Linked DNA regions of Homo sapiens: region 2 is linked to region 1. The links are chromatin contacts, found by Hi-C or POLR2A ChIA-PET in ENCODE. All regions are on one chromosome and are shown on one strand. The core of a region is the stretch at or near the end of the contact, and the rest is flanking DNA. Distances in the headings are between cores, read along the strand shown. Region 1 has its middle 130 kb from the start of CCND2. Region 2 holds the start of C12orf57 (chromosome 12 open reading frame 57).

Region 1 (5,950 bases), core at 1,038-3,537:
CCTCCGCCATCATGACTACCGTCTCTGCTGCCCTGAAGGGGACGCATGTTTCCAGGTGACAGGTTTGGAGGCTGCCTTAACTCTTTTTTAGGGAGAACGGGTTCTGCTCCAGGTCCCTAAAATGGTTTGGTTGCCGCAAAAGCCCCAGGCATGGCTGGGAAAGTCCAGATGTGTGTTAGAGGTGAAGTAGAGAGAAGACAAGGGCTTACTTTCTGCATCTACCCAAAACTCCTCAGGGGAGACCCCAGAAAAGAAAGAGCTCAGGGGCCTGTGGGTGGGTGGGAGTGAATGCTAAAGAGGAGACCTGGAGGCCCAGGGAAAAGGTCATGACCCACTAAATACACAGGCAAAAGGGGCCCCACAGCCTGGGTCCCCAGGTGAAAGAGCAGGAAACGGGAATGTCTCCCGGGTCTTGACATGTGGTTGTAATGATCACAGACCCCTTAGGCTCAAAGGGACCTCAGAGGTCATCTCCATCCTCCTGCTTCCTGGTGGGGCTGGATGTAAATTAGTCAAGATGTGCAGGCAGCTCTGTTCTTAAAGGTCCCTGGAGAAGGAAAACCGGGCTCCTTTTCACTGCATATTAGGCTCAGGATCCTGGTGTTGACTTTTTCCAGATCATCCAGAAAGGTCACAGTTTACAAAGGCTACATCCGAAATTGCCCTGTGACTTGGCTGGCTGTCTGGACTCCTGGGCCTTCGGTCAATAGTGCATTGTCATCACAAGTTTCCCACGCAAGAGTTCTTGCTGTCCAGCTCAATTCCTCTGGCTGCTGTTGAGGGTCTGTGCTCATCTCCATGACATATGCAAAGTGCTTAGAATGGTGCTTGGCACATAGTGAGCACTACGTAAGTGTTAGATATTATCATAATTGCTGCTATGGTTGCAGCTTTCAGTGGAGATGGAAATCAGTTACTCATCAGTGTCCTTCTTGAGAGTACCCATTGCCTATAATGCTGTCCTAAAGGCAGAGAGGGGATTTGAGAATCATACATAGCTAAGGTGTCTCCCCTGACCTACCTCCCCAGCCAGGTTATGCCCCCTTTATCCTGTGTGTTCCCAGAACCACATTAGCTGACCTTTTTGAAGGGGCAGTAGTATGGTATAGTCATGGCTAGGGGCTCTGAATAGGGAAGACATAAAATGTATTATCCAATCCAGGATGCTTTTGCAAGTGGGGAAAATGGCTACTGTTAATGAGGTATGCCAACAGGCATAAACCAGAATTTTCCCAGGCAAAGTGGGACACCCATCACCCTAGCTCTGGGTTTGAATCAAGTCTCTACGATTGGTTCTTTGGCAGATCCTGAGCAGTGTAGTTTGTGTCTTGAGCTCAGGTTTTTCTTTTCCTTTTGAGATGGGGTCTCACTCTGTCACCCAGGCTGTAGTACAGTGATGTGATCACAGCTCACTGCAGCCTCAACCTCCCTGGGCTCAGGTGATCCTCCCACCTCAGCCTCCTAAGTAGCTGGAACTATGGGCCCACATCACCACACTGGGCTAATTTTTTTGTATTTTCTAGAGACGAGGTTTTGCCATGCTGCTCAGGTTGGTCTCAAACTCCTGGGCTCAAGCAATCCTCCTGCCTCAGCCTCCCAAAGTGCTGGGATGAAGGTGGGAGCACCTGCTCCACCATTGAGCTCAGGTTGCTTATTAGTATAACATACCAAGGTAAAATTTCTACCCCCTAGGACAGAGGATCTCAGCCTTTGAAGTACGTGAGAGTTTATCAAAAAGCAAGATGCTCAACTCCACTCCTGGAAACTGGTCCAATGGGTCAGGGGGTGACCTAGGAGTCTGCATTTGGACAATCACCTCAAGGGATTCTGGGAGGGGATCTGCAGGTCAACATTTCAGAAACATTGCCTTTGGGTCACAGTAAAGACCATGAAAATAACTTGAGGGGACACCTGGAAGAGCGCGGACCACATTTCTGGAGTAGAGAGGTGCAATGTCTTGCCCATATTCACCCGAATCTAGCAGTAGAGCTGATCCCAGCCCAGGTGTGACAATTTGCAGATATGCGGATGACGGACAGCTCCCAGGTCCAGGCCAGGCACTGCAGAACGTTCTATTCCTGCTGCTCACCTTCCCCCGCCCGCCCGCAAGCTCCACCTGGAGGACCTGGGTGGGGTGGAGCACAGGTTTGCTGAGAAATCTGGCTGAGAGATCTGACCGTTAAATGGGTTTCATCCTGAAATGACTTTGAGTGAAAACTGAAAGTAAAACTTGAAACCACCCACTTCCCGCTGCTTCCTTCCCTCGAGCGCTGAGTGCAGCTAAGCCACTCCTGTCTTGTAGGGCTTGCTCCTGCCTCGCCCTTCCCAGACCAAGCCCTGAACCCCACTGACGGTCGTGCCTGAGCCCCACCCTTGGCACCACCTCAAGGACTCTGTTCCTCCCCTCCCACTGCCCAGGCGGAAGTCAAAACCGTGCGTACTGCAGAGGAGGCACATCCTTCGAGAACAGCGAACACCCCAGCCTTCTTATCAACCCTGACTCCTATTCATATCCTCACCCTATTTATTAAATAAGAACCAGTTCTTTCATTTAAAAAATGGATCAAAGACGGCTGGGCGCAGCGTCTCACATCTGTAATCTCAGCACTTTGGGAGGCCAAGGCGGGAGGATCACCTGAGGTCAGGAGTTCGAGACCAGCCTGGCCAACGTGGTGAAACCCCGTCTCTACTAAAAATACAAAAAATTAGTCAGGCGTGGTGGCAGGCACCTGTAATCCCAGCTATTCGGGAGGCTGAGGCAGGAGAATTGCTTGAACTGGCAGGTGGAGGTTGCAGTGAACCGAGATAGCGCCATTGCACTCCAGCCCGGGTGACAGAGCAAGACTCCATCTCAAATAATAATAATAAAATAAAATAAATAAAAAGTTATCAAAGACATGTGTAATGACCACAGCCTCCGAGCTGCATATTAAGCATAATGCAATACTGAGTGGGCATCATTTAAGTCAAAAACACAAAATCATAACATTTAAAATACACATTTTACTGTGAAAGCAAGGTACATGCTCACAGCAAAAACTCAAACAGCACAGAAATGGAAGACATAGTTTCAAGAATCTCATCCTCCAAAAGCCGCCTCTTTTAATAGTTCAGCATTTTTTAAAATCCTATATTGTAGTGAGTCTGTGCAGCAGAATTCCTATTGAATGCACACTGTTACCTGAAGCTCTGAGAGGTTAAGTTAACTTGCCCAACATCACTAGGCTAGGACGTGGTAGTGCCACTTGGTGATATCGTGAGACAGAGAGAAAAACAAAAAAACAAAAAAAACGACCTGCTACTAGGGAAAGAGACAGGTGGGATACAACACACTGAGAAGTGGGGGCATTGCCCAGTCTGTTCACACTTGCCTAGGAGACAGGAATGACCTCGGCAGATGCACACATTAGCCAGGAGCCCAGCCTAATGCGTGGAATTAAATATTGAAAGCTGAAATGCAGTTTAGGGATCATGGAGTGGCACCTCTTAATTTTATAGAAAGGAAAACTGAGACCCAGAAAACCAGTGCCAAATAGGCCAGTGATCTTCAAACACTTCCCAAGAAATATGCCAGCCCGGGCAGCTTCAAGGCATCCCTTTCCTGACTTCAGCTTCCACAGTGCTCATTTCTGTCTAGATCTGCCTACTGTCCCGCCTCACAATTGTTCTCCTCTCACTTTACAGAAAAAAATGCACCTCTCACCCATCCTGCATCTTACTACATCCCGGGTATAAATGGTCTGGGGCCTCAAACAAGGGAACAAACAAAACCTTGGCATCAGTAAAGAGCAGCCTTCTTTACTTAAGGCTCTTCTTGCCTTACACATATTTATTCTAAGGTCGAAGCTCCATGGTGGAAATGGGAGTGTTTTGTCTGCCATGGGATACACTGAATTCAGATACAGTGTAGAGCAGGGGCAAGAATGCTGATAATTTCTATTTAACCACCTTACTTCTTCTTTCCTCCTGCAAAAGTCAAAAGAGACCTTGCCTCAAGGAGAGACCTGTGAGAGCACAGCAAGCGGCTATCAGTGTGAACTATCAGGTTGTCACCTGATTTCTTCCAGGAGATAAGCACAGGGCAAGTCCATGCCTTTCCTATCAATCTATCTGAAAATCAGAATTCAGAAAAGAGACGGTTATCCCTAAGGCATATGTGAATTCTTCTTGGCCTGGCTCATGCTCCATCATTTCTCCATGATTTCAGCTCCTAGCCCACTGTCACTCTCTCCAGTCCTATCTTTTGTCTTGGAGATTTTAAAATACAGTAAGCACGCTTCTTGGGACACCTCTTTTCCCCTGCCACACTGTATCCACCTCCCCCATGGTCCACACACTAGACCTTGTTATTATCAATAATTTCAATCCCACTGTAACCTCAATTTCCGGCTCTTTTTTTTTTTTTAGACGGAGTTTTGCTCTGTCGCCAGGCTGGAGTGCAGTGGTGCGATCTCAGCTCACTGCAACCCCTGCCTCCTGGGTTCAAGCTATTCTCCTGCCTCAGCCTCCTGAGCAGCTGGGATTATAGGCGCCCGCCACCATGCCCAGCTAATTTTTTTGCATTTTTAGTAGAGACAGGGTTTCACCATGTTGGTCAGGCTCGTCTCGAACTCCTGACCTCGTGATCCACTAGCCTCCCAAAGTACTGGGATTACAGGCGTGAGCCACCTCACCTGGCCAGGCATGCCACTCTTTAATCCCACCTCCTGCCTTTCCAGCTGACCCCTCTAGAACCTCAATTCCACTCAGCCTTGGACCCCACCAGATCCTGCCATCCATTGATATTATCTCTTCTTCACTGGCCTCACTCCCTCTCCCCTTCTTACTACCCACCTTCAATTTCATGGCCAGTCATTGTGATCACCCCCTTGCACACCTCCTCAATTCCTTACCTTTTCTTGCTTTACCACAGCAAGATATGAGCTGAGGAGCATAAGGCAGCTGGCAGAGGTATCAAGACCACCATAATGTGTGAGCATTCCTGGGTGCTCCTTGGAAACGCTGGGGGTCCCTAGAGCTACAGGGGATAGGGAATGCCAGTTGATGTTACTAGGACACGAAAACAAAGCATGCTCCCTGAAGGCTGAAGAAATGGGGGAGTCTTGGGTTACATGAGGATTTATGAGGACCCTAAACTATCCCTGGAGGAGACCCAGCAACTGTGCTTAGTGGTTCCCCTGAAGTTAGTACTTTGCAGTTCAGCCTGCCTAGAAACCCACCACCATCGCTCATCCTTTCTCGGGGCACAGCTCCAAGCGATAGTGACTCACTTCTCAGTGTACATCTTGTACTCACACTTTCCAAGAGAAAGTGTCCGATGGAGTCACCGTGTCACTGTCTCATGGGGAAGACCCCTATGGAACAGAGTGTTTTGCCAAGCCACCTCGAAGGAGTCAGACTACTTTCTGGCTTGGGTGCCAATCCCTTGGTCAGCTTTCTGCAACCTGAGTGGCAGAACTCATAGCACAGGACATGACCACTGGCTGTGGAAGGTGCTGCCTGTGACAAGTGAGTTGTGGTCCTCAGAGCATCCTAGATCACACTGGCTCACGCTCAATTCTGAGAACCAGCTCTTAGTTTCATCTTTCATTAATCCAGGAACTCTGTACATTCACCTTCAAGGGGAATTTCGCTGGCAGTCCCCAGGCTCAGAGGCTGACTCGTGATGTCTCGATCAGACACAAAAAAAGGTACCTGTTCCACTCGCCTCCCCACACAGTGATTTCATGTGCAAAACCTGTGAGGAGAGTGTGATGGGAAACTTCATGTTCTGTTTCCAGTTCTGAGCTTTATTGTGAAGAAAGCAGATGGATGTGGGTTCAAATTCTGGTTTTATCTCGTCAGCTGTCAGACCCTGCGCAGTTTACTTAGGCTATCTGAACCTCCATCTCCTCATCTGTATGGGGAGAATGATGTTTACCTTTCTGAATCTTAGGGAGGTTTCAATGAC
Region 2 (5,716 bases), core at 2,939-5,438, 2.8 Mb after region 1:
CAACTCATTTTTTGCCATTTTCTCCTCTTCTCCCTCTGCGAGGTCTTTCATGTTTTTCCCCATCTCTAGATCTGTAACTTTCTAGAAAGGGCCCTGTAGCTTTGGGTTTGGGTGTCATAGGCGATAATGAGCTTTACTTACTATCCTTTCACCATTTTTTGGTTTTTGAGACGGAGTCTCGCCCTGTCACCAAGCTGGAGTGCAGTGGCGCGATCTCGGCTTACTGCAACCTCCGCCTCTGGGGTTCAAGTGATTCTTCTGCCTCAGCAGGCACTGCCTGCCCGAGTAGCTGGGACTGCAGGCGTGTGCCACCAAGTACAGCTAATTTTTGTATTTTTAGTAGACACGGGGTTTCACCATGTTGGCCAGGATAGTCTTGATCTCTTGACCTTGTGATCCACCCGCCTTGGCCTCCCAAAGTGCTGGAATTACAAGCGTGAGCCACCGCACCCGGCTTCCTTTTTTTCTTTTGCCCAGACTGGAGTGCAGTGGCGCGATCTCGGCTCACTGCAGCTTCCACCTCCCAGGTTCAAGCGATTCTCCTGCCTCAGCCTCCCGAGGAGCTGGGACTATAGGCGTGTGCCACCCTGCCTGGCTAATTTTTTTGTATTTTTTGTAGAAACAGGGTTTCACCATCTTGGCCAGGCTGGTCTTGAACTCCTCACCTCAGGTGAGCTGCCTGCCTCAGCCTCCCAAAGTGCTGAGATTATAGGCTTGAGCCACTGTGCCCGGCCTCTTCTTGTCTTATTTTCTAAACTTCTATCATCTTCCACCTTCTTCACGCAGTCTACCTCTCTCTGTCCTTCCCCTCAGACCCTTCTGATGACTGTAATCTCCTGTCCTGTGTCATCCATATGTCCCTCCTCCAGTAGGGCTCAGCCTGTCCACCCCTGCCAGGCCTCTAGTTCTTCCACTCTGCCTTTGTTCCACTTTGGACCTCCTTGTGTTTGTCTGACTCAGTTCCCAGGCTTGGATCCCTTCACCCAAATGCATGGTTTGCCCCAAACCTGCCTTCTGGTGACACCTTCCTCTTCTCTGCCCTCCAGCCTCTGCCTCGGTGCACCCTCTCATTGACCCCCTGGCCTCAGGGTCTCACCTTACCCGGATCCCCTACCCAGCTGGAACTCTCCCTAACCCCCTGCTTCCTCACCCTCTGCACGAGAACGAAGTTCTTCGTCACCAGCTCTTTGGTAAGGATGGAAGTTGGGGTAGGCAGCTCCAATGAGAAAAGGGCAGAAAGGAGGTATTTGGGTGGGGGGATGGGCCTAGTTGGGCTTGGGGAGGGATGAGGAGGTGCCTAGAGGAGCTGGGCATGGGAATAGGAGAGCTGGAGCTCTGCCCAAGAGAAGCACGAGTTTTAGTGTCAGCCTAAGAGGTTCGAATCCCAATTCCACCCTACCACTGGCAACTTACAGAACTGGGTGTGTTACCTCACTTTTTAGTTCATTACCTTTGTATGTAAAGGAGCTGGCTATCCCCTGGTCCAGAGCAGGTACTTGTTATCCGTTGGTCATATGCCCCTTGCCCTTCCTGCTCACAGCTGCCCCTTACCGGGACCTGCCGGCCTCCCTTTCTGCCCCGATGTCAGCAGCTCATCAGCTGCAGGCCATGCACGCACAGTCAGCTGAGCTGCAGCGCTTGGCGCTGGAACAGCAGCAGTGGCTGCATGCCCATCACCCGCTGCACAGTGTGCCGCTGCCTGCCCAGGAGGACTACTACAGGTACCCTAGGGTGCCCCAGCCCAGGGGACATGGGCTCAGCGAGCCTGGGAGGAGCTGTGGGCATGGTACGGCTGGGCACCGTGCTCCTGGGGGAGGGAACCCCTCCTCTCCCAACCCCTTCGGTAAGAGGGGGCAAGGTCAGAGTTGGTCTCAAGTCTCTTACCTCTCTGCTATGCACTGCCCCTTCCCTAGTCACCTGAAGAAGGAAAGCGACAAGCCACTGTAGAACCTGCGATCAAGAGAGCACCATGGCTCCTACATTGGACCTTGGAGCACCCCCACCCTCCCCCCACCGTGCCCTTGGCCTGCCACCCAGAGCCAAGAGGGTGCTGCTCAGTTGCAGGGCCTCCGCAGCTGGACAGAGAGTGGGGGAGGGAGGGACAGACAGAAGGCCAAGGCCCGATGTGGTGTGCAGAGGTGGGGAGGTGGCGAGGATGGGGACAGAAAGCGCACAGAATCTTGGACCAGGTCTCTCTTCCTTGTCCCCCCTGCTTTTCTCCTCCCCCATGCCCAACCCCTGTGGCCGCCGCCCCTCCCCTGCCCCGTTGGTGTGATTATTTCATCTGTTAGATGTGGCTGTTTTGCGTAGCATCGTGTGCCACCCCTGCCCCTCCCCGATCCCTGTGTGCGCGCCCCCTCTGCAATGTATGCCCCTTGCCCCTTCCCCACACTAATAATTTATATATATAAATATCTATATGACGCTCTTAAAAAAACATCCCAACCAAAACCAACCAAACAAAAACATCCTCACAACTCCCCAGGAACATGGCTGTGACTATTCTTTGCGGGATATGGGGGTGAGGCTGGGTCTCAGTGCAGCGGTGCTTAGAGAGAACTGCAGCCAGGGCCTGGCAGGGAAGCGGGAAGAGACCAGACCTTCTTAAGGAACGGGGTGTGGGGGCTGGGAAGAATTGGAGAGGGGATCCCTGAAGAGCCCAGAGCCTTGACTCAGCTGGAGGCGGTACCATGGGTGCTGGTGCCCCCTCCTGCCCCAAGGCTGGGCAGGACCGCTGCGCGCCAGTGGAGGCCTCGGTCTGGGCTCTGTGGCTTATGCCTGTGAGACGCGGGTGGATTGCTTGAGCCCAGGAGTTGGAAACCAGCTTGGGCAACATAGAGAAACCCCATCTTAAGACAAAATCAGCTGGGGGTTGTGGTGCACTTGTGGTCCCAGCTACTCAGGAGGCTGAGGTGGGAGGATCACTTGGGGGTCGAGGCTACAGTGAGTCATGATCGCACCACTGCACTCTAGCCTGGGTGACAGAGCAAGGCCCTATCTCAAAACAAACAAACAAAAGACACCCCAACCAACCAAACACTAGAGGCCTGGGACAGGCCCACCTCTGACGTGGTCAGTTCTAGGAATCTATTCAGACGGGTCTCACTGCTAGGAGCCACCAGAGTCCTCCGGAACAAGGGCTTCAGAGTCCTGAAACCTTTCCGTGGAATACTTTAAGAAACGGTTATGAGGCCAGGCGCGACGGCTCACGCTGGTAATCCCAGGACTTTGGGAGGCCGAGGCGGGCGGATCACGAGGTCAGGAGTTCCAGACCAGCTTGGCCAACATGGCAAAACCCTGTCTCTACTAAAAACAAAACATTAGCTGGGCATGGTGGCGCGCGCCTGTCGTCCCAGCGACTTGGGAGGTTGAGGCAGGAGAATCGCTTGAACCCGGGAGGTGGAGGTTATGGTGAGCCAAGATCCCCCCCAGCTGCACTCCAGCTTGGCGACAGAGCAAGACTCCGTCTCAAAAACAAAAAACAAAGCCGGTTATGAAGCGGGGGTGGGGTGGGCTAGTTTTAATAGGTCCAGGCGATTAGTACCTGGCATCCTTAACCACCTACAGTTTGAGAAGGGAGTGGGTGATAAAAGCCTGGAAGGGAAGGGAAATCGGGCCGGGCATTAGGCTCCATCGCTCATCAATAGACAAGGCCTTTAGGAAACTGCGACAACGGCTTTTGCTCTGGGCCTTTACTGCCGAATCCAGGTCTCCGGGCTTAACAACAACGAAGGGGCTGTGACTGGCTGCTTTCTCAACCAATCAGCACCGAACTCATTTGCATGGGCTGAGAACAAATGTTCGCGAACTCTAGAAATGAATGACTTAAGTAAGTTCCTTAGAATATTATTTTTCCTACTGAAAGTTACCACATGCGTCGTTGTTTATACAGTAATAGGAACAAGAAAAAAGTCACCTAAGCTCACCCTCATCAATTGTGGAGTTCCTTTATATCCCATCTTCTCTCCAAACACATACGCAGCAGTGTTACAGCTCTTTTAGAATTTGTCTAGTAGGCTTTCTGGCTTTTTACCGGAAAGCCCCTCTTATGATGTTTGTTGCCAATGATAGATTGTTTTCACTGTGCAAAAATTATGGGTAGTTTTGGTGGTCTTGATGCAGTTGTAAGCTTGGGGTATGAAGGTTTGGGCCACGCCTGGGCGCTTCCGGCTGCGCCGGATGCTGTTTCCTTTCCGCTCCCAGGGGCGTTGGGAACGGTTGTAGGACGTGGCTCTTTATTCGTGAGTTTTCCATTTACCTCCGCTGAACCTAGAGCTTCAGACGCCCTATGGCGTCCGCCTCGACCCAACCGGCGGCCTTGAGCGCTGAGCAAGCAAAGGGTGAGAATCGTCCTAGTCAAGGCATAGGCTGCTGGCCTGGGGTAGTCAAGGCATGGGCTGCTGGTCTGGGGAGGATGCGGGCGGAGGATGTGGGGCGACAAACCTGGCTACGTCCGCCGGGAAAATGGGGTAGGGGACGCCGGGTACCGTCCTTCTAAGTGGGGCGCTTGCCCCCAAGACTTGGGATCTTATTGGGTTACCTACAGCCTCAATCCACTAATTCCTTGCGCTCTCCGCTGGGCCCGCTGTCTGTTCTCCGACGCCTACCCGGGACGCCTCCCTGGGATGCTTCTGGCGCGCAGTGGTCCTCGCGGAGGTGATCCAGGCGTTCTCCGCCCCGGAGAATGCAGTGCGCATGGACGAGGCTCGGGATAACGCCTGCAACGACATGGGTAAGATGCTGCAATTCGTGCTGCCCGTGGCCACGCAGATCCAGCAGGAGGTTATCAAAGCCTATGGCTTCAGCTGCGACGGGGAAGGTGGGTCAGACGCGGGAAGGCGGGTCAGACGCGGGAAGGCGGGAGTTGGGTCGGGAGAGGGCGCCGGATCTGTGGGCCCATGAGCGGTTGTCCCCTTTCTCGCCACACGGCGGCAGCCACAATCTGACTAACATTCTTGGCACTCAGAGCCCAGGGTCTACCCTGAGCTTGTGCGTCCGAGTTGCGTTTTGTACAGTAGAGGTTCTGTATCCCTTACCCGAAATGGTTGGGACCGGAAGTGTTTCGGGTTTTTTCAGATTTCGGAATATTTACATATACATGGATATCTTGGGGGATGGGACCTAAATCTGAACACGAAATTGTTTTGTTTCATATACACGCACCTTATGCACATAGCCTGAGGGTAATTTTATATAATAGTCTGAATAATTTTGTGCATGAGACAAAGTTTTGACTGCGTTTTGACTACAGTCTCCCCCACCCCCCACTATGAAGTCAGGTGTGGAATTTTCCATTTTCGGCCTCACACTGGCACTCATAATTTCAGATTTTGGATTTTCTAATTAAGGATGGTCAACCTGTACTGTTAATCACATTATTATTCCATTTTGTGATGAGGAAGCAAACTCTAATGGTGCAGACTCTCGAGTAGCAGAGCTGGACTTAAATGCTGTTGTGCCACCTTTTAGTGACATGTCTGCATGACAGCAGTGGCTGCAGTCTCTCCAGGGTGTTTCAGCTAATTTTTGTTTGGGGGGGGTTGGTGGTTAAATTTTTGGTGAGATCCTGGTGTTCCCCAAAGGTGTTGACTGATTCAGCTCTGCTGCCTCATAGCCTTCCTGAGTTCCAGCTACAGACCTGGGGTCTCGTGTTCATTCTTGGGGTTCCAGTGACTAAACTGCTAAAATGGTTCACCTGAGAGCAAGAAGCACACTG

The links. A loop is a pair of places that touch in the nucleus more often than their neighbours do. ChIA-PET counts read pairs that join two places held with the same protein, here RNA polymerase II (POLR2A). Pooled maps may share reads with other maps.
Region 2: a pooled map shows a loop between it and region 1 (4-fold over the local background). The contact joins the promoter of C12orf57 here to the enhancer-like site in region 1. A Hi-C loop is called at or near these places in 2 of 37 single-sample maps with no recorded cell type and 5 of 50 pooled maps. POLR2A ChIA-PET finds 5 or more read pairs at or near these places in 1 of 52 experiments (activated B cell).

What each region holds. Positions count from the first base shown.
Region 1 is chr12:4,140,809-4,146,758 of GRCh38, forward strand. No RefSeq gene overlaps it. Among named protein-coding and RNA genes, the nearest start is that of CCND2, 130 kb to the right of the region's middle. RefSeq lists an enhancer at 5,537-5,636. Within about 2 kb of position 2,288, at least 19 of the 41 ENCODE cell types and tissues checked have a DNase peak (open chromatin) inside an H3K27ac peak, as active enhancers do.
Region 2 is chr12:6,939,834-6,945,549 of GRCh38, forward strand. It overlaps C12orf57 (chromosome 12 open reading frame 57), which reads left to right and starts at 4,189. Exons shown (of 3, transcript NM_138425.4): 1 at 4,189-4,340; 2 at 4,643-4,819. The coding sequence starts at 4,289. RNU7-1 (RNA, U7 small nuclear 1) reads left to right here and starts at 3,983; the gene lies at 3,983-4,045. ATN1 (atrophin 1) reads left to right here. Exons shown (of 10, transcript NM_001940.4): 8 at 1,047-1,190; 9 at 1,541-1,721; 10 at 1,914-2,488. The coding sequence ends at 1,947. RefSeq lists enhancers at 3,997-4,576, 4,076-4,265, 4,566-4,685, 4,577-5,156, 4,696-4,845 and 1 more and a silencer at 4,479-4,738.